3 separate regions of the Homo sapiens genome follow, and all the other regions are linked to region 3. Evidence: chromatin loops called from intact Hi-C (ENCODE). Cell type or tissue: Calu3. All regions are shown on one strand.

The links. A loop is a pair of places that touch in the nucleus more often than their neighbours do. Peaks named below come from ENCODE experiments on the same cell type or tissue, not always from the same donor. Only the 100,000 strongest peaks of a DNase experiment are listed, where the experiment ranks them.
Region 1: it touches region 3 in a loop (1.9-fold over the local background); 8 of 110 quality-filtered maps call a loop at or near these places.
Region 2: it touches region 3 in a loop (1.9-fold over the local background); 4 of 110 quality-filtered maps call a loop at or near these places.

The regions. Positions count from the first base shown.
Region 1 is chr6:25,355,478-25,363,477 of GRCh38, forward strand. All of the region lies in intron 2 of CARMIL1 (capping protein regulator and myosin 1 linker 1), which reads left to right. All of the region lies in intron 2 of LOC124901281 (a long non-coding RNA gene), which reads right to left. Among named protein-coding and RNA genes, the nearest start is that of CARMIL1, 80 kb to the left of the region's middle. In Calu3, no CTCF peak of the experiment used is centred here; DNase peaks (open chromatin) are centred at 4,254 and 4,604.
Region 2 is chr6:25,468,458-25,476,457 of GRCh38, forward strand. It overlaps CARMIL1 (capping protein regulator and myosin 1 linker 1), which reads left to right. Exons shown (of 37, transcript NM_017640.6): 10 at 2,712-2,800; 11 at 3,970-4,064. Among named protein-coding and RNA genes, the nearest start is that of SCGN, 180 kb to the right of the region's middle. In Calu3, a CTCF peak has its summit at 4,127; no DNase peak of the experiment used is centred here.
Region 3 is chr6:25,413,899-25,421,898 of GRCh38, forward strand. It overlaps CARMIL1 (capping protein regulator and myosin 1 linker 1), which reads left to right. Exons shown (of 37, transcript NM_017640.6): 3 at 6,216-6,266. LOC124901281 (a long non-coding RNA gene) reads right to left here and starts at 7,394. Exons shown (of 3, transcript XR_007059512.1): 1 at 6,404-7,394. In Calu3, no CTCF peak of the experiment used is centred here; DNase peaks (open chromatin) are centred at 4,913 and 5,183.

The DNA.
Region 1 (8,000 bases), 58 kb before region 3:
ATGAAAAAAGAAAAAAAATTAATTGGGTGTGGTGGTGTGCACCTGCTACTGCGTAGCAGTCCAGAGTAGTTGCGTAGTCCCAGCTACTCTGGAGGTTGAGGCGGGAGGATCACTTGAACCCAGCAATTTAAGGCTGCAGTGAGTTATGATCGCACCACTGCAACCCAGCCTGGGTGACAGAGCAAGACCCTGTTTGGAAAAAGAAAAATAAACAACCAACCAACCAAAGAAACCTCTCAGAATAAATGCCTGAGAGCTGTTTCTGCTAAATATCTTTCAATTTAAAATTTTTTAATTCTGGTAAAAAGAGAAAACCACATGAAATTTGTCATCTTAACCATTTTTAATTGTGCAGTTCAGTAAAGTATATTGACATTACTGTGCCACAGATCTCTGGAACTTTTCCGTCTTGTCTGCTGACTATCTTTTATGGCAGTGTAGGGTGAGCCATGTCTTTACACAGTTGTTCATTCACTGCTTGCCCTGCTACTTACACTCCTCCTGCAAAATGCCCCTAGCTTATAGTACAAGAAAGAGGTTTCTTTGGCTGGACTTTCCTCCTTCTAAGACTTCTTTTTTTTTTTTTTTTTTGAGACGGAGTTTCGCTCTGTCGCCCAGGCCGGACTGCGGACTGCAGTGGCACAATCTCGGCTCACTGCAAGCTCCGCTTCCCGGGTTCACGCCATTCTCCTGCCTCAGCCTCCCGAGTAGCTGGGACTACAGGCTCCCGCCACTGCGCCCGGCTAATTTTTTGTATTTTTAGTAGAGACAGGGTTTCACCTTGTTAGCCAGGATGGTCTCGATCTCCTGACCTCATGATCCACCCGCCTCGGCCTCCCAAAGTGCTGGGATTACAGGCGTGAGCCACCGCGCCCGGTCCTCCTTCTAAGACTTCTGTGTCAGCCATTCAGTGAGTTTGCTCAAGTCCTCTTACAGTCCTTACCATTTCATTAGTTGAATGCTTAAGTAGAAATGGGTTTAAAAAACCAGAGATTTGGTTTAAAGAGAGGGAATATCTGGGAGCAGCAAGGATTCTAGGTGGGTAGGGTGTAAACCTCACCAAGTAACTCAGCTGAAAATACTTTCTCAATTTAGTACAAGGTCCCAGCACGGAAAGATGTACAAGGTTATTTTTCCTGGCGCTTCTCCCTTCCGTATAGCCCATATGTTAGTGCCCTTAGTTCTTAATGCCCTCTGGCAGCCAAGTTCTTATCTTGGGGAGCTACATCACAGGTGTTGGGTGCTGTTTAATTTTCAGCTAATTGAGCTTTTTTGCTGCTAGAGTCTTGTATGGTGTTTTCTTGAATTCATGAATTAGTCATTAATTTGTGTTTAGCAGGCAGGCACCCTGGCAGTCTGTGGTCTGTCCAGCAGACCTTCTTTTGGACTGGACGGATGCTCTTTGTGCAGTTTTTAGTGAATGATGGTGGGAAAAACAGAATCCTCTTCCAGAACCCTTAAACGGCAGCCTTTTCTTTACTTCCAGCTCTTACCTTGCAGGTGGGTGTGGGTCTTAACTTCAGAATGGCTACTTTTAGTGGGGTTAACTATTGGGGTAGGATGGAGACTGTGTTCTGAGGCTCAGCAGAAGTCATTGTGTTTTTTTTTTTTTTTTGGCACTCTGTAAGGTTTGAGGAAATTCTGTGATTTGAATGAATTTTTTCTCAGGAGGATTTACTTCTAAAATAAACGTAATTAATTAGATAACTGGAATTTCCTACCACTTAGATGGTTGTTGTCAGGTTCTGTTTCCTTGCTACAATTTGAAAGCACTTGAAATTTCAGATTCATGAATTTATACCACAAAAACTCAAAACAGTTGAAAAGTACATAGATGCTCATGCCTGTAAGCCCAGCACTTTGGGAGGCCGAGATGGGCAGATCACTTGAGGCCGGGAGTTCGAGACCACCCTGGCCAACATGGCAAAACCTCATCTCTAGTAAAAATGCAAAAAAATTAGCCGGATGTGTTGGTACATGCTTGTAATCTCAGCTACTTGGAAGGTTCAGGCATGAGAATCACTTGAACCTGGGAAGCAGAGGTTGCAGTGAACCAAGATTGTGCCACTGCACTCTAGCCTAGGGGACAGAGTGAAATTTTGTGTCAAAAAGAAAACAAAAATAAAAAAACACATTTTTTTGAGTGTTATGGAGTTATGATTCCAATTCTTTAATTTTAATAAGCCTTGAAAAGCTGCAGTTTACTCCATCATGAGTAGGGATAAGCTTCTCAGTATAAACAACCTGTAGTTCTGTGGTTAATGAAATAAGAAGCTTGAACTACTTTCTTAAGTTAAAAGTGCCTTTTCAGCAAGTAGATGCTCAATGAAGTTAGCACACCTATTTCAACTTTAATCAATAAGGTGGAAATAATGCAGTATGGCAGGTACATTACTTTCAGTTGCATTTTCTAGGTGTGATTATCTCAGAGTTTGAAATCGTACATTTTATGATTTTATGTTAGTGCAGGATGAATCTTTTCAGTTATAACTGAGCTGGCTGTGAGCATTTAGCCTGACAGGTTGGGCTGCTTTTCTTACTGGTTTTGTCCGTATAAGGAGTACCACAGAAGTACCTCACACGCATTTTAAAATAACTTTTCGGTAATAAAAATTAATATTGGTTAAGAATAAACTTAGCTTATCTAATGCGTGGGCCAACCATTTCTGAGCAAAATTGTGAGCAGAGTTTGTCTTGTGTGTTGGCTGTGGTCTTAAAAACACTAGCAGACAGTGTTATGTTGACTGTAATATTTCTTCTGTAGAGTAAAAGATAGATTTCATTTCTGGGTGAAGCATTGTAATTGGCTTATACTTTTGTTTCTGGTCATATTATGTAGACAGTAGAAAAGAAGTGGGAATATAAAGGTAGGAGAGGTATTACTTGAATGTGACGCATAAAAAGTATATAAGTAGACAGAAAAGAAGTGGGAATATACAGGTAGGAGAAGCATTACTTTTATGTGATGCATAAAAAATATATAGAGTTTTCTATTGTTTTGGGGGTGGGGTTAGAAAACATGCTATAGATAAAGAAGAGTCAAAATTAGAAAATTAAGTAAGATGTTTCCTGTTATACTTAAACATTGCAATACTTACAAAGCATATCATAAGGTATATATAAAGTGGTCATTATGAACTTTCTTTACCCAGGTCAAGCAACGCCTCTAAGGGGGAAAAATAATTTGGTGAATCCCCATACTCTATGATAGGGCATATAGAGCCATTTTATTATAAAGAAGTGATATATTGCTGAAGTGAGTACTAAGTAGCAAGCAGTGGAAATGTGTACCATGCATTTCTGAGAAATAATGCCTGGGAATGCACTGCAAAACAGGTGTACTTGGTGTATATGCAATTTAAGTAACATAACAACTTGAGAAGGATTCAAAGATGGGAATAGCTATCATGTGAATGAAGGCATTGCACTGTAGAAATATCTTACTATAACAATTTTATTATATGATCATTGTGGCCAAGAATACTGATCATTTAGCTTAGTTTTAGAAGCTAAATATGAAGTATCATCATTCTATGTACAATGTATTCTGTGGTGGTTGTGCATTTATTATTGGGATCACAGCGTGTCTTTTTTCTGCCAAGATGGACACTGGGCACCATGGTCACAGGCTTCTTGGGTGCTACTAATAGAAGGCTCTCTCTTGGCTTTCTCTGTTGGGCAGAAGTCTGTGAATGCCATTATAGCTAAGACTCTCCCATTCTGGCCAGGAAAGGAAGCTGGAAGGACTTGGACTCACTGATTTGTGCTGACACCCATTCAGCCCTGCCGTTGGAACTCTTTAATGTGCTTTTCAGTGAGCTAGTGTTTCAGAACCTCATGACAGGGCAGGCTGATTTCTCAGATGCATACTTCTCTGACCTCTGGCTTCCCCTAGCTCACTGAGGCTCGTTCTGCCTGTTGATGAGGCTCTCCTGGCAGATTTGACACTGGACCCAAGAGGGCAGAAGAATCAGCTGTTAAGCTGGTACAGGGCTCAAAGATAAATAAGAAGACACTCAGCAGAGCGTAACTTTGAGGCAGGCACACAACCACTTGGGTCAGTGTAGTATTTGGGGCATGTGGGTTTGTGTTTGGAATTTGAGAGGAAGCACTCTGATGATCCAGCAGCCTTTGTGCTCCAGTGACATGCTAATTTTTTTTTCCTGATATTGGGATTGCGTTCCCTTGACTATTGCAGCAGAGAAACTGAAATGGGAATCATTTCCTGTGGGTGCACTGATGTGCACAGTGGGCGGAACCGGGAAGGCAAGTCAGAGGCATTTTTCTCATTTCTGAATCCATGAGTCTGGCTTTTCCCTTAGGGTATTTGGGCCAATTGTTATAGTGTGTCCCACTGTGTAAATTGAAGGTTTAGCCAAGTCTGGCTGAATGGTTTAGTCTTGCAAAAACTAAAGCACTTTGTTTTTAAAAAAGGAAAAAAAAGTTTAACTTTTTTTATTTTTAACATGGCATTATTGGACTAAATGATGTTAGGCATGTTAACAGAGTAAAAGGGAGAACTTCTTTCTGCAGTTTGGCAGGCCTGTCACTTCACAGGTGTATCACTGTCCAAATGAGGGATGCCAGATAAGACATCATTCAGCCTCCCGGAGGGGTGGGGGAGCAGGTGTGGCACAATACAGTCATTGTTCATTGTCTTCCCGCTTACAGTATTGTAAAACCTGCACTGCATTAAAAATCCTATTAATAGAACATTGGATTAGGAAGAATACTTAGGCTTCTCCCTCCTTCCATCAGTTTTAAAAGGAATTTAGAAAAATCACTATTTCTTGTATGTATGAGTGGGGGAGGGAAAGAAGGAAGAAAAGAGAGACTGACTTTGTCTTTGAAATACAGAAGAGAACATCTTGCAGTGAGGAATGAGAATCTAAAAAGATAACCAGGCTTCTTGTAAGAAAACTTTCATAGACAGTTATTCAGCAGGCAGATTTTTAATTTTCATGTTTCCAGCTTGTTTAGTCTGTGGGGACTTTGATTTCTGGAAGCCCACTGGGATCGCTGCTAAACCTTACATACTTTTTTTGTTGTATCAAATTCAGTTCAACTACCAGAAAATTTTTTTTGGCAATTATTTTTTTCTCTGTCATGTTTTCTGTCCAATGAGAGGAGAAGACTGGGATAGCCAAGGCAAATGCTGCTCAAATTATTGTGCCCAAGAGGAGAGATTTGGCCCTGTGATACTGCAGGGGGACTGTTGAGAAAGAGTAACAGGGACATATTGGGAAGTGTGCAGCCTGGGCTTCCCAACTGATGTCTTAGCTAATTTGAAATGTTGTGATTAGACCTTCCCTTATTCACGTTGAGGAATGAATATGCTGACAGCCATATGCATGTGATTTTAGGATTATTAAGTGTAATGGAATGTCCAAACCATCACTCAGTTTTACATAGCACCCTTCAAGAACTAGAATGCCTGGGAAACATGGCTGTCCCAGTTAAGTTGAGGTTTTATCTGAAACCCATTTTGTTTTCAAACATGTTGGAAATGTTCCTAAAAATGCCTGAGTGTGCTTTGGGGGTGTGCTTGGTGAGTATGCTTTCCTACCCTTGAGTGTTTGAGACTTGTTTTCATTATGTTAGGGGCTTATGATAAAGTCTTCATTTTCAGATCTTTATGTAGAAGATATATATAATTGAGCAGATTTTGAAGTTTCGCTCAAATCTTGTTTGTATTTAAGAATACTTTTTCTTATTCATTATTCTGATTAATTTTTCTTTTAAAACTGGCAACATTTTGCAGGTAGTTTATGGTTTTGCAAATTAGAATATGGGTCATTCCTCTAAATAGAAACAGTGTTTTTGGTCTTGATGGGTCTGTGAATTAGGTGAAACTAGTTTTATCTTTCTCCTTCTACTTCTAGGGGAAAGTCTTTACCTTTCCCCCCCTGCACACTCCTCCCACCCCACCCTTCCAAGCTTGATCTCAGCAAATTCATTGACTTCCAAAATTCATTTATATGACTTTAATCTTAAGTCATCTTTATGAAAATGGCTTATCTTTAACTTACTACCTGTTTCAGGAATAGTTGCAGGCAGAGCTTTTTTCTTATTTTTCTTGGTATGAAAGGCTTTGTATCCTGCTAAAGGAATTTCAGGATTTATAGTTATAAGTAGCTATATTTTTAGTCATGAGCTTTGCTATGGTTTGAAAGTGTCCGCCAAATTTCATGTGTTGGAAACTTAATCCCCAAATCCATATGTTGGTTGCATTTGGAGGTGGGGCCTGTGGGATGTAATAAGGGTTAAATAAGGTCATCAGGGGGGTTCCCATTGATGTTACAGGTGGCTTTATAAGAAGAGAGACCTGAGCTAGCATGCTCTTGCTCTCTCACCGTATGATGCTCTCTACTATGTTATGACATAGCGGGAAGGCCCTCGCCAGATGCAGACTCTTGAGTTTGAACTTTTCAGCCTCCAGAACTGTAAGAAATACATTTCTTTTTCAGGACCCATAAGACAGAGCAAAAAATAAAAAGAAAAAAAGAAATTAAAAAAAGAAAGAAAAAATTTTAAAAAATTCTTTTGAAAAATAAATTACACAGTCTGTGATACTGTGTTATAGCAACAGAAAATGAACTAAGGCGGGTTCCCAGAACCTTTATAATCACATCAGCTTGTTAACTGCTGTTCCACTTGTAAGCAGCTCCCCCTCAGGCCAGATATTACTGGCATAAGTGGAAAACCTAGGCACCTGAAAGTTTCTGACAGCCTTTCAGAAAGTTCCAGAAAGGAGTGCCTTTGTTTTCCTCACTAAGTGAGAGATTAAAAAAGAAAATCAGTAAAAGTCACTTCCCCTAATGCCTACAGTTGTCATCCTGGAATCACACTTTTATTGAATCCAATTCAGCAAACATTTATCGAAGACCAGCTATGTATAGTTAAAACCACTACACGGGCCGGGCGTGGTGGCTCATGCCTGTAATCCCAGTACTTTGGGAGGCCGAGGTGGGTGGATCACCTGAGGTCCGGAGTTTGAGACCAGTCTGGACAACATGGTAAAACCCTGTCTCTACTAAAATTACAAAATTATCTGGGCATGGTGGCACATGCCTGTAATCCCAGCTAATTGGGAGGCTGAGGCAGGGGAATCACTTGAACCCAGGAGGTGGAGGTTGAGGTGAGCTGAGATCGTGCTATTGCACTCCAGCCTGGGAAACAGAGACTCCGTCTCAAAAACAAAACAAAACAAAACAAAAAAACCACTACACGAGCTGTAGAAAAGCCCATTTGTTTCTCTTCTAAAGTATATAATGGGGCTGGGCACAGTGGCTCACACCTGTAATTTCCACACTTTGGGAGGCCAAGGCAGGCACATCACCTGAGGTCAGGAGTTTGAAACCAGCCTGGCCAACATGGTGAAACCTCGTCTCTACTAAAAATAGAAAAATTAGCTGGGCATGATGGCACATGCCTGTAATCCCAGCTACTCTGGGGGCTGAAGCATGAGAATTGTCTGAACCTGGGAGGCGGAGGTTGCAGTGAGCCGAGATTGCACCACTGCACCCCAGCCTGGGTGACAGAGTGAGACTCTGTCTCCAAAACAAAGAAAGAAAAGAAAGAAAGAAAGCACACAGTGGGTGAAGAAAGTACTCACTACTCAGGTAGTGAGTACCTGACCAATGTAGAATGACTTTTAAAATTCCAGACTTGGGAGCATTTCTCAGGATGCCAGTAGGTATTAAAAATTATTTTTGACCAAGTAAATTTGGAGAAAGATGGGTTAAGTGAAGTTGGATAGGGATTTTCTTTTTTATCGGTGCTTCCAAAGGGGGATGGTATATGCAGCATTTCCCAAATTTATTTGACCAGGGACCATGTATTTATTTATTTAGGAGCAGCTCAGAGGACTAGTGTTCCATGGAGAACACTGTGACAAAGGCTGTTCTACACCACGGAAGATTTTTTTCCTCTCTCTCTTTTAGAGGGCTCTTTTATTTTGGTGTATACATGTTTATTATTCAGAGCCAGCAAACTCTGTA
Region 2 (8,000 bases), 55 kb after region 3:
AGTGATTCTAGTTTTTGTTGTTTACATTCCATTTTTAACTGAGTGCAAGCTCCTGGAGAGCCACTGTATCCAGTTTTTAAAAAATTTCCTAAACTGATGCACGTAGTGCTGCACATGCTGTAGACATTTGGATAACACTGTTGGAATTATCACATTATACTTAGTAGCTAGGTTTGAGTGTGTCTCCCTTTAAAAGTTTCATTTCCTTATATTCATCCCTGTAGAAAATGATGCTTTTAATGTACTTGGCACTCAATAAAAATTAGTAGAATTAATTTAATCATGAATGATTTGTTACACGTCTCCCCTACTGGCATTTTAAAGAAAAGTTGGAGACACTTTCATACATTTTCCTTAATAAATTTGTATTACAGTATTTATACCCCAATGAGCTATAAATCTTCAAAGCATTATGGTAAATTACTTTTCCGGGTGCACTGCAAGGTAGCCCAGAAATGGTAATGATCCCAAGAATTATTTCTGGTTATTAGGATAATCGCTGCAAAAACATTATCTAAGTAATCACTTTTTATCATGACAACACAGAATAAGACCAATTCCTTTGTATGTACATTGTGAGATAAAGAATTATACTGATAAGGGTGTCACCATTTTGAATATCATCACTGTCAGCATAATGTAAATTGTAGGCATCAGGTCAATTGGAATTAATTTTTCTCTTTCCTCCTAAATCAGTGGGACACATTAGAAACCCAGCAATAGTGTAAAAGTGGCATTATAGACAGAATGGAATCAAACAGCAAATAAGAATTATGAGAGCCTTACATGCTGTGGTACTTGGGGTGTATCCAAGTTAGGTTTTCTTAAAAATACTTGGCTAGAGAACTTGTGCCACATTCAGACTGTGTTCCAATTATGGTTAATCCAGTTGGGTATTTGTGATCTGATAAGTCAAAGTACTGTAATATTTTTATGTGCTATTTTAAGAAAAGAAAGTGCTTTGATATTATATGCTGTGGCACATAGAACATGCCTTCTTTCTCTCACTCTTTTTTCTAAATATCATGAAGTATTTAATACAGCCTAGGTTGCAAGGAGAATTTTAAAATCACTTTGTGTGTGTGTGTGTGTATGTGTATGTGTGTGTTTGCATGTGTGAAACGGGGTCTCACTCTGTGGCCCAGGCTGGGATGCAGTGGTGCGATGACGGTTCAATGCAGCCTCGACATCCTGGGCTCAAGTGATCCTCCCACCTTACCCTCCTGAGTAGCTGGGACTGCAGGCGTGCGCAGTCTGGGACCCCACCCCACTACTTTTTGTATATTTTGTAGACATGGAATTTCACCATGTTCCCAAGGCTGGTCTTGAACTCTTGAGCTCAAGTAATCTGCCTTCCTCAGTTTCCCAAAGTTCTGGGATTACAGGCACAAGCCAAAATGACTTTTTAATGTATAAGTAATATTAAGGTCAAGAACCACTTTAAATTAGTTTTGGAATGAAGCAGGTTATAAATATAAAAACATTAATAAAGAAAAAAATGCCCAATTCTACCACCAGGGCACAACTCTTCATTTTTCACTGTCCCCTGAAAATTTTGTTATAAGTTACTCATTTTAATTGTTGTAATCTTGTTTAACATATATGCATAATAGTTATATAACTACATAATGGTTTTTTTGACATTTTTTATTACATGAGACATGTTTATTAACATGAGACAATTATTTATTAAGCTTTTTCCTATTATTAGGTTGTTTCCCACTTTATCCTATTTATGCTCCAGTAGGAACATCCTAATACCAGTTAGTGTTCATCAAGTACTTATTTAGCCTTCCTATTAAGTTTATGACATCTTTAAACCTTAATTTTCTTATCTATGAAAATGGAATAATAATCTTTAATGGTTTTATAATGAAATACACATAGAGGGCTTAACTCAGTGCCTGGCACATGGTGAGAACTCTGCAAAGATATTTTCAACATCATTATCATAATCACTAACACTTAGTCTTCAGCTCTCCATTTTGAATGTCACTTTCTTTGGGAAGTCCTCTAAGTTTCATGAGCCTGGATTAGGTGCACCTATATGTATGCATAGCACTACCAAAATGGTCTTTTTATTATTTTATCATAATTGTATATTTTTATCATTTCATTCAGGCTGCTATAACAAAGTGCCATAGATTGGGTAGCTTATAAATAACAGGTTTATTTTCCAGTTCTTGAGGCAGAGAAGTCCAAGATCAAGGCTCCAGCAGACTTGGTGTCTGGTGAGGGCACAGTTTCTTGTTCACAGGTGGTGCCTTTTAGCTGTGTCTTTACTAAGTGGAAGGGGCAAGATAGCTCTCTGGGGCCTCTTTTACGAAAGCACTAATTCCTTCATGAGGGCCCCACCATCATGACCTAGTCAGTTCCCAAAGGCACCTAATTGCTAATGCTATCACAGTGGGGAAATTAGGTTTTTAACTGTGAATTTTGGGAGGTCGGGGGACACAAACTCTGACCATAGCATTCTTCTTGTCTGTTTCCCCTGCTGGATGGCACACTCTTGAAGGCCGGGACTTTCTCCTTTATATCATTGTATTTCCAGGATCTTCATCACGATGGTGCGTAGTAGTAGATGCTCATTCAAGGTTTATTGAATGAGTGAATGTTTTACTTAATTAAAACTTTGCATTGCATAGATTTATAACAATAAAGTTTTTCTTCTTTAGAGTTATGGAATAGTCAAAGAATGTTTTCTGTTACAGTCCACTGATGTCTGTGAACAGATCTTGAGGGTGGTGAGTAGGTCCAATCGACTGGAAGAATTGGTGTTGGAAAATGCTGGACTTAGAACGTGAGTATTTTCCTGAATATATAAATATGTTGCTTTAAAACTCTGTGCCATTTGCTCTTCTAATTAATTCATAGTTTTTTTTTTTTTTAATTGGGCTGATCACATATACAGCAATGTTTTTCCTTCTGGGAAAAAAATATCCCTATAATTGCCATCATCATGAAGGCTAAGAATTTGGTAACATCTCTTGATAACGGTGTCACTTGATATTTTTGAGAGTACATAGTATAGTTTTTAAGAGCATGGATCCTTGAGCCAGATGTCTCCTGGCCTTGCACAAGTTGTTTACGCTTTCTGTGCCTCATTCTCTTCACTCTTAAAATGGGGATAATAATAATGCCTATTTTATAGAATTAAAATTGCTAGGGTAAATGAATTAATATATTTAAAGTACTTGGCAAAGTGCCTTTTACTCTGTAGATGGTATATGTAGGTTTAATTATTATCGTTACTGGTGGTCATAGTGATAACATATTTCATATGACTTTACTGCTTTGCTTTGATCAGTTTTAGTCATTTTTTCTCCCTTTTCAGGTTAACACTTGCATAGTCTTTATCTAGTGGTTTAGTAGTCACTACCTAAGCCTACTGTTAAGAGCATAAGAGTTAGAACCTAGTAGAATAAAGATTTTACTGCTAAGTGAGGAGGGTTGACAGTTTCATAATCATAGCACTTAGTACATTATTTGAAGTTAAACATAACTAAAACAGTGGTTTTAATTTTTGCCAAAATGTAGCACTAGCAATTGTAACCTTTAAACTTAATAATTAGTGTAATCAGTTTTGCATTCACAATTGCATGGAATGAGAAATAAGATGTGGTGAATACTATAATTTTCATGAAAAGCAGGTTCAATCCAGGATTTTTTTTTTTTTTAAATTATGGAGGGGCCAGAAAGTACTGTTAATAGCACACAACAGAGTGCCTTTAAAGGGGCAATTGTATATTTTCTTTTTGCTTTTGGCCAATCAGAATGAACCGTTTTCTGGCTGTGGCTTTACAAATTCTCTAATGAGGTGTTAATGGGTATTAAGAAATATATGCTATATAGACTAATATTGTAAGGGAGGTTTCTCTATTTAGATTTCACTCTGTTCTAAGCTTTAAATGTTCCGTTCGAATGGTTTTACATTTTGTTATTTAATCTTATTGTTTTGTTTACACGCAGAGATTTTGCACAAAAACTGGCCAGTGCTCTAGCACATAATCCCAACTCAGGACTCCACACAATTAACCTTGCTGGCAACCCACTGGAGGATAGAGGTACTGCAGAGTTCTCATTATCATTGATGCCAGAATTGTAAGAGGATTAGAGAATTTTAATTTAGCCATGCCTGAAGAGCTGTATCAAGCTAAGTTGTAATTATAAGTGCTGTTAATGGTCCTGTTGGCTTCCAGTTCTTTCCACCCTTTCATATAAATGCTTATGTTACAATTGTATGATCTGCTTCACCTTTTTTGAAGTGAAACAAAAGGAAAGGAAGATATTATTTTTAATATGTTTTATTAGTTACATAGTCCTGCATAACAAATTACCACATACTTGGCAGCTTAAAATGATACAAATTTATTATCTCATACTGTCCTTGGCTCAGGAGTCTGGGTACGGGTTAGCTGGGTTCTGTGCTCTGGGTCTGTCTCTCAAGACAAGGCAAGTTGTCAGCAAGGGTTGTGCTCTCATCTGTAACCTGGAGTCCTCCTTAAGTTCACTGGTTATTGGTGGAATTAATTTCCTTGGAGCTATAAGCTCGATGTCCCCAGTTTCTTACTAGCTGTCAGTGGGCACCACTCCCACCTCCTAGAGGCTGTGCTCCTAGAATGGTTCTTGCCATGTGACCCCCCTATCTCACAACACAGAAGTTTGCTTTGTGTGTGAGGCCAGCTGGAGTACATCTCTCTGATGCTTTAGTTTCTTTTAAACAGTTCACCTGACTGCATCAGGCCCACCCGTGACAATTTCCCTGTTTTTCATGAACTCAAAGTCAAGTGATTAGTAACCTAATCATGGTAGGGATGTCTCATTACTGTTGACCCTTGAACGACACAAGAGTTAGGGGCACTGACCCCAAGCAACCAAAAATTCACATGTAACTTTTGACTCCCTCAAAACTTAACTACTAATAGCAGGGTTGACTGGAAGCCTTGCCAATAAAAAGTTGACTAACATGTATTTTGTATGTTATATGTATTATATATTGTATTCTTTAAGCTAAATAAAATTTTATTAAGAAAATCATAAGAATAAGAAAATATATTTCCTGTTCATTAAGTGGAAGTAGATCATCATAAAGGTCTTTATCTTGGTCATCTTCACATTGACTAGGCTGAGGAGAAGGAGGAAGAAAAGAAGGCCTTAATCTTGCTGTGTCAGCAGTGGCAGAGGTGGAGAAAAATCCACACGGAAGTGGACCAGTGCAGTTCAAACCCATGTTGTTCAAGAGTCAACAGTATATTTACTGCTCCCCACCCCCATATTCAAGGAAATTGCACAGGGCGTATACACCCGGGGGTGAGAATCTTGGGGACTATCTTAGAATTCTATTTACCACTATTATCTTTTAATATTTAACAAGATTTGAGTGTGAGAATAGGGAAAGGATGAAGGACTGTAGTTCACGAAGAGTCAGAACATTTTATTAAAAGTGTTTGCATGGGTAGAGAGAGGAGTCAGTAGGTTTAGAAAGGGAAACTTGAGAATTTGAATTCTTAGTAGAACACTGATGGACAAGGTTTAAGAAGGAATTGGTTTATCTCTAGTGGGACTATTTTGTTTTCATTTTCTGTTGCAAATGTTTTCCAGGTTTGTTGAATAAGGCCTTTCACCTTTCAATGTTATATTTGATGAGTATTAATTTTTTTTTTTTTTTGAGAAGGAGTCTTGCTTTGTCCCCCAGGCTGGAGTGCAGTGGCGCGATCTTGGCTCACCGCAAGCTCTGCCTCCCAGGTTCATGCCATTCTCCTGCCTCAGCCTCCCGAGTAGCTGGGACTACAGGTGCCCACCACCATGCCCAGCTAATTTTTTGTATTTTTTTTTTTTTAGTAGAGATGGGGTTTCACCGTGTTAGCCAGGTTGGTCTCGAACTCCTGACCTCGTGATCCACCCACCTCGGCCTCCCAAAGTGCTGGGATTACAGGCGTGAGCCACCGCACCCAGCTGAGTATTAATTATTAAACTGAGCTGAATATATGATATAGATGTTCAGTTTTTCTTTTTGTCCTTAATATGGTTATTGTTCTGTGCTGACAAAGATACCTAGGTTGTATTCAAGCAAAAATCTCCAGCGTAACTTGTCATCATCTAAAGTAGTGAATCTACAGGAAGGTTGAGACTGAATTAGAAAACTAGATCACGCAAAAAGTACCCTCATAGAATAAGCCAAAGCTGAAATTAATGGACGCATAGTAATGGAATAGGAGTTTCTCTAGGGTATACTCAATTCTTAGGAAAAACAAATGTTTCTCTATTAGATACTACAGAGAGGTGAATGTGACAAAGTAGAAATCATGGTGATCACTGTTTATAGGAGGGCTATTTTTGGTTTTGTTTTTAAAATGGGAAGGATTCAGTCATATTTATCGACAGACAAGAAAAAATCTCTAGAGGGAGGTAGTTGTTTGAGGAAGGTTCTTAAGCAAATGAAATCTAGAGTTAAGATGGACCAGGAAGGGGACACTTCTCAGTGTTTAGAGAAATGCAAATCAAAGCCACAGTGAGGTACCATTTCAAAAGCAGTAGTGTGGCAATAATCAAAATAAGTCTTAGAAAGGATGTGAAGAAATGGAAACTCCTACATTGCTGGTGGGAGTGTAAAATGGTACAGCCACATGCAAAACATGTTAGATAGTTTCTTAAAAAGTTAAACTTGGCTGGGCGTGGTGGCTCACGCCTGTAATCCCAGCACTTTGGGAGGCCGAGGTGGGTGGATCACGAAGTCAGGAGATCGAGACCATCCTGGCTAACACTGTGAAACCCTGTCTCTACTAAAATACAAAGTATTAGCTGGGCGTGGTGGCAGGCACCTGTAGTCCCAGCTACTCGGGAGGCTGAGGCAGGAGAATGGTGACTGGGGAGGCAGAGCTTGCAGTGAGCCAAGATCGAGCCACTGCATTCTAGCCTGGGTGAGAGAGTGAGACTCCGTCTCAAAAAAAAAAAAAAAAGTTAAACTCAAATCTGCCATATAACCCAGAAATTCCACTCCTAGTTTTATCACCAAAGAGAAAGGAGACTTAGGTCCACACAGAGACTTGTGAATGAATGTTTGTAGCAGTATTAGTTATAATAGTCAAAAAGTAGAAACAATCCAAATGTTCATCACTGGAGAGTGGTTACATAAAATGCGGTATATATAATATGTGCACTGGAATACTACTCAAAAGAGAATGGAATTCTGACACATGCCACATCATGGATGAACCTCAAAAACACTGTTGAGTGAAAGAAGCTAGACTTAAAACACCACACATTGTTTGGGGAGATGGAAGAGGAAGAATGAATTTGAGGCCCTTTGTTTTCTCTCCCGTTGTCCGCTTCATGTTCTCTGAGGTGCAGCCACATTAGACAACTTGTCACCACAGGTGCAGTTTCTTCTGTCTTGCCCTCACTTTGGAGCTCCTGTGCAAACTTCCATAATAGCACTTACTTCATTCTGCCCACATGAGAACTAGAGGTGGACATTTCTTCCCTCATGCTTCAGCACCTTGCTTCCTCTCATCCCCACCTTCTGGGTTTTCTGTCTCCCCTTCCTTCTTTCCTAAGATGCAAAGTGTCTAGTGTAAGACTTCGTCCACAATCAACAAATATTTTCTTTAAATCGAATTTGATTGATTTGATTTTATTCAATCTTAATGCTCTTGTATAGTTTTTTTATTTGCACTTGAAAATTACGGTGAAGTTTGAGAGATTTGTTTTGGATAGAGTCAGACCATGTGTTCAAAGATGATGTTTGCCTACTTTTTCCCTCTGCTTTCCTACTCCTGAGACCTGACTTTGTGTCCTTTTATCTAGCTGCGTCCCATTCACCAGTGCTGTCATCATGAATCATTCCAAGGATAGCCTTGAATGCTCCTGCCAAGTCTGTTGTGTGGTTTCTGCTCACATACCCTCAAATTTTGACATCCTGGAAATATTTTCGCAGACCAAGACTTTTCTCATTTCTGCCTCTTCTAAATTCATTCATTGCTGTATTTGCCAGTGCTCAC
Region 3 (8,000 bases):
CAATATCTTTGTATTTTTTGTTTGTTTTGTTCTTTTGACAAAAACAATTATTAAAAAATTCAGTAGGTGAAGCAACTTAATCTTACTTTGTGAAACTAAATCTAAGATGCTATTAGTTAAGTTATAAGAAGAGCTGGTGTTTAGCAAAGGCATATTAGGTTCTGGGGTAGGGCTTTATCTGCATTTGTATCTTATTTAATCCACACAACAGTAACAGTCCTGCAGAGGAATATTCTTGTTTGAGCATCTCTTGTATGAGGCACCTCAGTTTGCTCATCTGTAATTCTGTAATCTCTAACTCTCTAGAGATAACAAAAGTCTATCAGGTTTAAGTGGCAGAGCCAGAATCTGAATATAAGTCTTTCTGATTCCAAAATTCAAGCTAGTAGATTGACCAACAGTCCCAGTTTTCTGGGATGCAGGATTCTCAGCCCTGAAACTAGAAACGTCTTATACAAACAGAAAGAGTTGGTCACCCTACAAGCAGGATGCCTCCCATCCCAGGCACTGAAGAAGTATTCATTATCAGGAAACCCTTTTTGGTAAGTCACAGAGGATGTGTCCTGTGCAACTGCCCCTGACTCTGCTAGAAACCATGTGTGTGTACTATAAATCCTCTGAAGCTTTAAATCCTAGGGCAGTTTTGGAGCCAAACAGAGAGGCTGGGAGACTGAGTTCATTGGGATTTCTAGTATGAATGTAGCCCCATTAATTGGCTCGGTTTGTGTTGATAAAACAAGAGTCACAATCTGACTTGTAACAGTAGTATTTGTAATTTTCATTCTTGCTTTAAAATATTGCTGCCCTGTTGTACCCACAAGTGGGTACAGTTTTGGGAAAGCTTGGAAGATTTCCTCTATTCCAACCCCCATCCCCTTCCACATTTTCTGTGAACTCTCTGTGTCTCTGGAGGCTTTCACTGACCACCAGAAATGGGGACCATCCTGCACAAAGCTTTTGTAGCTTATCAGTCTTCCTTCAAAGCCTGGGCTCCCTTATGAATGTGTTTCTTTTCAGACAAATTATTTTGATCTGTATCCAACTTCTGAAGGACACTGTGTACTTCCACTGCCTGTAAAATACTTTTAAAGAAAGGGAGTTGACACAGAGGGCCACAGATTGTGAACCTTATTATTGCTGGGGTGAAGGTAGAAATGATCATTAGATCCTCATGTATCTACCTGTAGTTACAAAATTAATCTTTACTCAAAAGATGAATCCATATGAACATTCTGGTTTCTTTTTTCTACTCTTTTTTTTTCTATTTCATTTTTTATTTTTAGAGATGGGGTCTTGCTCTGTCACCCAGGCTGGGGTGCAGTGGCACCATCGTAGCTCACTGTAACCTCGAACTCTTGGACTCAAGAGATCCTCCCACCTCAGCCTCCTGAGTAGTTGGGACTACAGGTATGAGCCACCACACCCAGCTCTCCTCTTGTTTTAAATATTCTGACCCTAGTTCATACCCTGTCAGTGGCCTCTAGAAACTTCCTATGGTGACTGTTCTGGAAAGGGCAAGTCAAGAGAAGACAAGCAGGTCACCTGACTCCCTCCCTCTTCCTCTCCCCACCCCCCACCCCCACTCCCCCACTGGTAGTGGGAGCGTTATTCCCTAAAGTGCAACAATTGTCAAAGGATGGAATGGCTGGCTGGTTCCTTGTGTTAGTGATTGCTGTTGTATTTCAGTTGTTTGGGTGCATGTTTGAGATTAGTTTTTAAGACTTATTAATTAGATTCACACAGGGGACGTTGTAATCACTTAATAGCCAATATGCTCATTGTATAATGATGTCAAAAGGTGTCTAATTATTTTTGGTTCATACTTTGTTCACGTTTTTCTGTAACTGTGTTACAAATGAAATACTTTTCTAGAATGCATTCTTTCTTCTGTGATTGGTGTCTATTGTCTTGCAAAAGGAATAAATAAAGTAACAAGTTCTCAAGTGATTCTCATGGAGAAGGGGCTGGGGAATGGAGGGCAGAATGAAGGCAGGGGAGGAGCGCACCAGAAGAGGGAAAGGAGATGGAGCAAGACGGGGTGGAGTGTGGGGGACACTGGCAGCAGTAGCAGAGAGAGGGGTCAGAGGAGGGGTGGGGAGCCAGTGAGGAGAGGCACAGATAGACTGAGAGGTACATACGTAGAATCATGTAGACAGATACAGAACAGAGATAAGAGAGAAATTCAGAGACACAGAGACTAACAGATGATGGCGGTGCATAGAAAGAGACAGAAGGAGACACGCAGACCAGTAGGGATTGGTCCTTTTCCTTATGATATCCAAACATCTCTCATTGTACTGCTGGTCATTTTACGTGTTTGCTTCTTTCTGGCTTTAAAGCTCCATGACTCATCTATGTTTCCATGTGTGTGGACTATTGAGGAATCTGTTTTTTGGAAAGGTGAGCTTTGACAGCCAGTATAAGTCATTAGGAACACCATCTCTGGAACCAGACCATCCAGGCTCAAATCCCAACTGCCACCTACTTGCTGGATGACCTGCACAAATTACATAATCTCCATGTGCCTCTGTTTCTTCATCTTAAAATGGGGATTATAATAGTGTTTTCCTTATAGGGTGCTGTGAGGATTAAATGTGGTAACATATACAAACCTATTAGAACAGTGTACTCAACAGGTACTGGCAATTATTACTATGTTTGTGAAAGGATCCTGAATTCCTTTGAAGGAAAGTTCACAGTTAAATATATTTTTATGAATACTGAAGAGGCTACAAGTTCCTGTCTTTGACTTTTGGCCTTGAACCTTACTTTTAATGTAAGGTGAGAGTGGAGAGTTAATAGACTGAGAGTGAGGAGTTGCAGCTTCTAGTTCCAGCTCTGCCACTGACTAGCTGTGAGATGATGAGTTTCTCTGGACCTGCTGTCAGATAATATACAAACTCAGGGAATTTTAGGTCTTTGACAATGTGATGTTGAGACCTTTCTGGCATACGAGTTTTAGGATTTGTCTGTTATTTTACCTCTATGCAGAGGTTTTGTGGACCTAAGCTTTTTGGAAAGATTGGGGATTGATCATACCAGTACCCCTGGGAGAGAGAAATGTGTGTGCTGCTTTGTAAATAATAAAAAGGGAGAAATGGTGAGAATAGGGGACTGGCTTCCTATAGCCATGCTTATGATCATGGTTGTCAGCATTATTATCTTATTTCTTTTTCTTTTCCACTCTGGGGGAGGAGCAGTATTTGAAAGAGGGGTCATATCCTGGGGCTAAACTGGAGTAGAAGGTGCTGGATGCACTGTGGAGCTTAGTTCAGAGAAGGTGAATATTTCATCCTGTAAGATGAGTTCTAATCTTGTATTCCGCTCCCCAGACCTAGGCAAATGGCAGTGCAAGCCAAGCGTATCTCTGGTGCCTTTTATCTCCCTTTCCAAATTCCTCTTTATTACTGTCATGCTTCTTTTGATTATCTGATGCCTGTTATCCAACCCTGTGTGTCTCATGCAACAAAATGATCTCCTGCCCTTTTGCAAAAGGCCTGCAAACTCTTAATTCCCTGAGTACTGCTGTATTAGCCAAAGATTAACTAGTGCTGATGACAGAAGAGTTCAGCTCTCCAGGGCATACTTGGATTTAAAAAGAGCATTTTGAAAACTGTTGGAATGTTGAAAAAGGTACTCCTTCAAGCTGAGAGCTTTGTGGATCTCTTCCAGTCATGGCTGCCCTGGGCTATCCCTTCCTACCTTCACGGTAACTGATCTTCCAGGGGCTAGAGCACGAGGAGGCAGGATTGAGTAGTAACATATAAATATAGCCTGGTGGTTAAGAACATTGGTTTTGGTGTTAACAAAGCTGTAAGATTTAAATTATACTCTTCTTAAGGACCTTTTGAACTCTGATGCTTTTATAAACGATTTCTGCTCTAATTGAATGACCTTGAAGTGAGTTCATCACTGAGTCTCAATTTACTCATTTGAAAAATGGGAATAATGACATCAAATATAGTTGTTGTGAGGATTAAGTGTGCCACTCTCCTCAAAGATATTCACCTATTCATGGCACATAGAAAATGCTCGACAAAGAGTAGCAACGCTTAGGGACAGCTTTTATGGCTTGCAATCTGTACAGTTGCACAGGACACATCCACCAGGGGCTAGAGCACAAGGAGGCACGATTGAGTAATAACATGTAGACATATTGTGGTGGTTAAGGACACAGGCTTTGGCATTAACAGGTAAATGCAGCCAGAAAGTGGCAGAGCCAGAATCTGAATGTAAGTCTTTCTGATTCCAAAATTCAAGCTAGTAGGTTGACCAACAGTCCCAGTTTCCCGGGATGCAGGATTCTCAGCCCTGAAACTGGAAACACCTTGTGCAAACAGAAAGAGCTGGACACCCTACAAGCAGGATGCCTTCCATCCCAAGCATGTGAATTCTGTTTCTCCCCTAATTATATGACCTTGAAACGAGTTCATCATTTCCCTGCATTGGGTTAATGCCTTATTGTTATCGTCTTGAAATTCTTAATCATATTTGAACAATGTCCCTACAGATTATGTAGCCAGTCTTGCTACTACCGAGCTGCACTTGACCTCCCCGCACTCATCCTGGCCATACTTCATCCCTGTCCCTCTCCTTTCTACTGCCTGGTGCTTTGTCCCATTTCCTTGCCCCCAAGGCCTTAGGAGGGTGTAAAAAAAAAAAAAGATAAATTCCTCAGGGAAAAGATGTGATTTGGCTCACAGCATATGGAATATTCAAAGATAGACATCATCTGTTGCCCACATTTTTATGAGACTGACATGCTGCCTGTAGCATTGAGAAGGCACTGGTTGCCTACACTTTTAGAAGTCATTTATTAATGGCTTCCTAGGGCATGCCAACTCTAAAATCAAGCCACAAAAATGATACCAGGTAAAAATTGATCCTGTGAATAACTGTGACGGTGGCATTTGGGTGAAAGGTCTTGAAATGGGCTGTGTCTTTTCCCTCAACTTTCCTCACCCGCTTTTATCACACTCTCCCAGCCAGTGTCAGATTACTTCTCTTCTCATCTGTCTCATAAATAGTTCTGGCTTGAGTTATCCCCTACCGTGATGACATATGATTATTCAAAGAAAGATTTTATAGAAAATGCATTGTTTCTATTTGGAGTTGGGAGACTAGGGAAAGGTATAAAGCACGCCACAGGGGCACAGCCTTGATTGACTTTCTGTGCTCAGCTTAGCCGTTCAAGCCCGGGGTTGTGTCTGGGTAAAGCTGTTTGACTTTGGGTAAGTCCTTTAACAACCTGAGGTCCCAGTGTTCTTAACTTTCTACAGTTTTGTTCTAATCCAGCATTCTTGAACTAGCACATAAGCATAACTTGCTAAATAAGCACCACTTGCTAAATACAGGCTTAGTGACAAGGAAGTTATTTGGAAAATGAAAAGAGGGCAATTCTCCCATCAGGACTTGAGAAGCCTTGGAGTTTTCTTTCTTTATTGAAAAGACTCATGAGGCCTGTCCAAATCTCAAAGTTGCAGAGTGGAAAGTTTTGTAGTAAGCTTCATGGATGTGGGATCCTGGCTCAAGATCTGAACTCCTAGCTCAGCCCCTTAGTATTCATGAGGGCCTCTGCTAAGTAAAAGGAACCTATAGGCATATGGGACCCCACAGGCTGTATGTATGTTCTTAGCTGAGTATCAAAAAGGAAACTTCCATAAATGTTCTAAGACTGAGAGAGGCACAGCTGAGAAGCAAAGTTAGGGATGATTTTTTGGAAGCTTAGCCTGATTTTGCTCTGTGCATTATATAAATGTTAGCTGGAGTACAAAGAATGGAAAGCAAGAGGGCAAAGGTGGGAGGTGTTTGTAATTTGGGAAGTGCAAATGAGTACTTAGTTGTTGTTTTTTTTCCATTAAGTTTGCTGTTGATATAGTGAGACTTGTGACTATGTATCTTATGCATTTTAGTATCACAGAGACCTGTTTTACTTAATCTGAATAATCTGTTGGGTTTTTGGGCTGCTGACAGATTTCTCATCTTGAGATTTCACCTGTGATTTGTTCTAAAAGAACTTTGATACAGGGACTCTTTAAGTTAAAACTAATTCTGAGACCAAGAAGCTGTCCCAGCTCGTAATTCTTCTTACATGACAGGAGCCAAGCCATGTGGCCTTCTGAGGTTTCAGTATCATTAAAGTCCCGTGGAAACACCAAAGCCCACTGGCCCCACTTTTTGGTGCTTATACTGATGCTGCTGCTTCTGTCTTACAGGTCCTTACATCATGCCGAGCCTTCCTTGTAACAGCGCGAATCCCCACCAAGGTAAGTGTTGATGAAGTCCTTCCTTCTGCACTCACACTCACTCATACCCACTCATGCATAGTCACTCATGCATTCTTACATGTGTGCACACATATTCCTTCATATACTGCAACACAACACACACACACCTCACTTACATAGACTTTTGATTTAAGCTGTGTTCAGATTTCTCTTAGCACATTCAAGTTTTCCTTCCTTCTTCCCAGAAGCACCTAAAGGCTGTAATGAGAAACATATTTTTTACTCCTTTGTTCCCTCTCTTTGTGTAAAGGCATCCCAAGAAAATCAGTGAAGGATTTTGTGCTCTATGTCCCTAAGGCTCCATGTCCCAGTTATTTTTCTCTCTCAACTGGGGCTTGATTTCCACTTTATTCAAGTCTACTTCTTATTTCCTTCGGTGATCCGAAGTACTGGCAGATTTTTCTAAGACTTCAGACATGTGGGGAGTAACTTTCATAACTCCAAAGAATACACTACCAGAAATGTAACCATCTCAGCTGTTCTCCGTCTACTCTGATGTTGCCTGTAAGAAATAACAAGATGCCACTCTGTTCTTTAAAAGAGATATATAACATTTTTCATAAGATGTCCTTCATTACTTGGTGCAGAATTCGAACTGATCGTTTGTGGATTAATCATAATAATGACTTATTTTGTTTATGTTAACTAAAAGGAGTTTATCATTTTTATATGATATTGACTGAATGGTCATAGGAAATTGAGATCTTTTTCCTAAAAAGGTGATAACATTTACTGGAGTGTTGTTTTAGTAGATAACTTGATCCTTAACAGAATCTCATGAGAGCTATAAGTCTTATTATTATCCCCTTTATTGATGAGAAAACTGAGGCCCAAGGAGGTTCAGTAACTTGACCAAGGTTAAACTTCCACTAGTATGTGGCACATGTGTGATTCTAATCAAGGGAGGCTGGCTGCAAAGCCTCTGCTTCTGTTATTGCTAGAATCTAATAAGTTATTTACTAAGTATGTAAGGATACAGTCTCATTTAATTCTCACAGTAACATTGTAGATGAGTGATTAGAAAATAGCTAAAAGACAGACACTTCTCAAAAGAAGACATTTATGCAGCCAAAAAACACATGAAAAAATGCTCACCATCACTGGCCATCAGAGAAATGCAAATCAAAACCACAATGAGATACCATCTCACACCAGTTAGAATGGCAATCATTAAAAAGTCAGGAAACAACAGGTGCTGGAGAGGATGTGGAGAAATAGGAGCACTTTTACACTGTTGGTGGGACTGTAAACTAGTTCAACCACTGTGGAAGTCAGTGTGGTGATTCCTCAGGGATCTAGAACTAGAAATACCATTTGACCCAGCCATCGCATTACTGGGTATATACCCAAAGGACTATAAATCATGCTGCTATAAAGACAAATGCACACGTATGTTTATTGCGGCACTATTCACAATAGCAAAGACTTGGAACCAACCCAAATGTCCAACAATGATAGACTGGATTAAGAAAATGTGGCACATATACACCATGGAATACTACGCAGCCATAAAAGTGAGTTCATGTCCTTTGTAGGGACATGGATGAAATTGGAAATCATCATTCTCAGTAAACTATCACAAGGACAAAAAACCAAACACCGCATGTTCTCACTCATAGGTGGGAATTGAACAATGAGAACAGATGGACACAGGAAGGGGAACATCACACTCTGGGGACTGTTGTGGGGTGGGGGGAGGGGGGGAGGGATAGC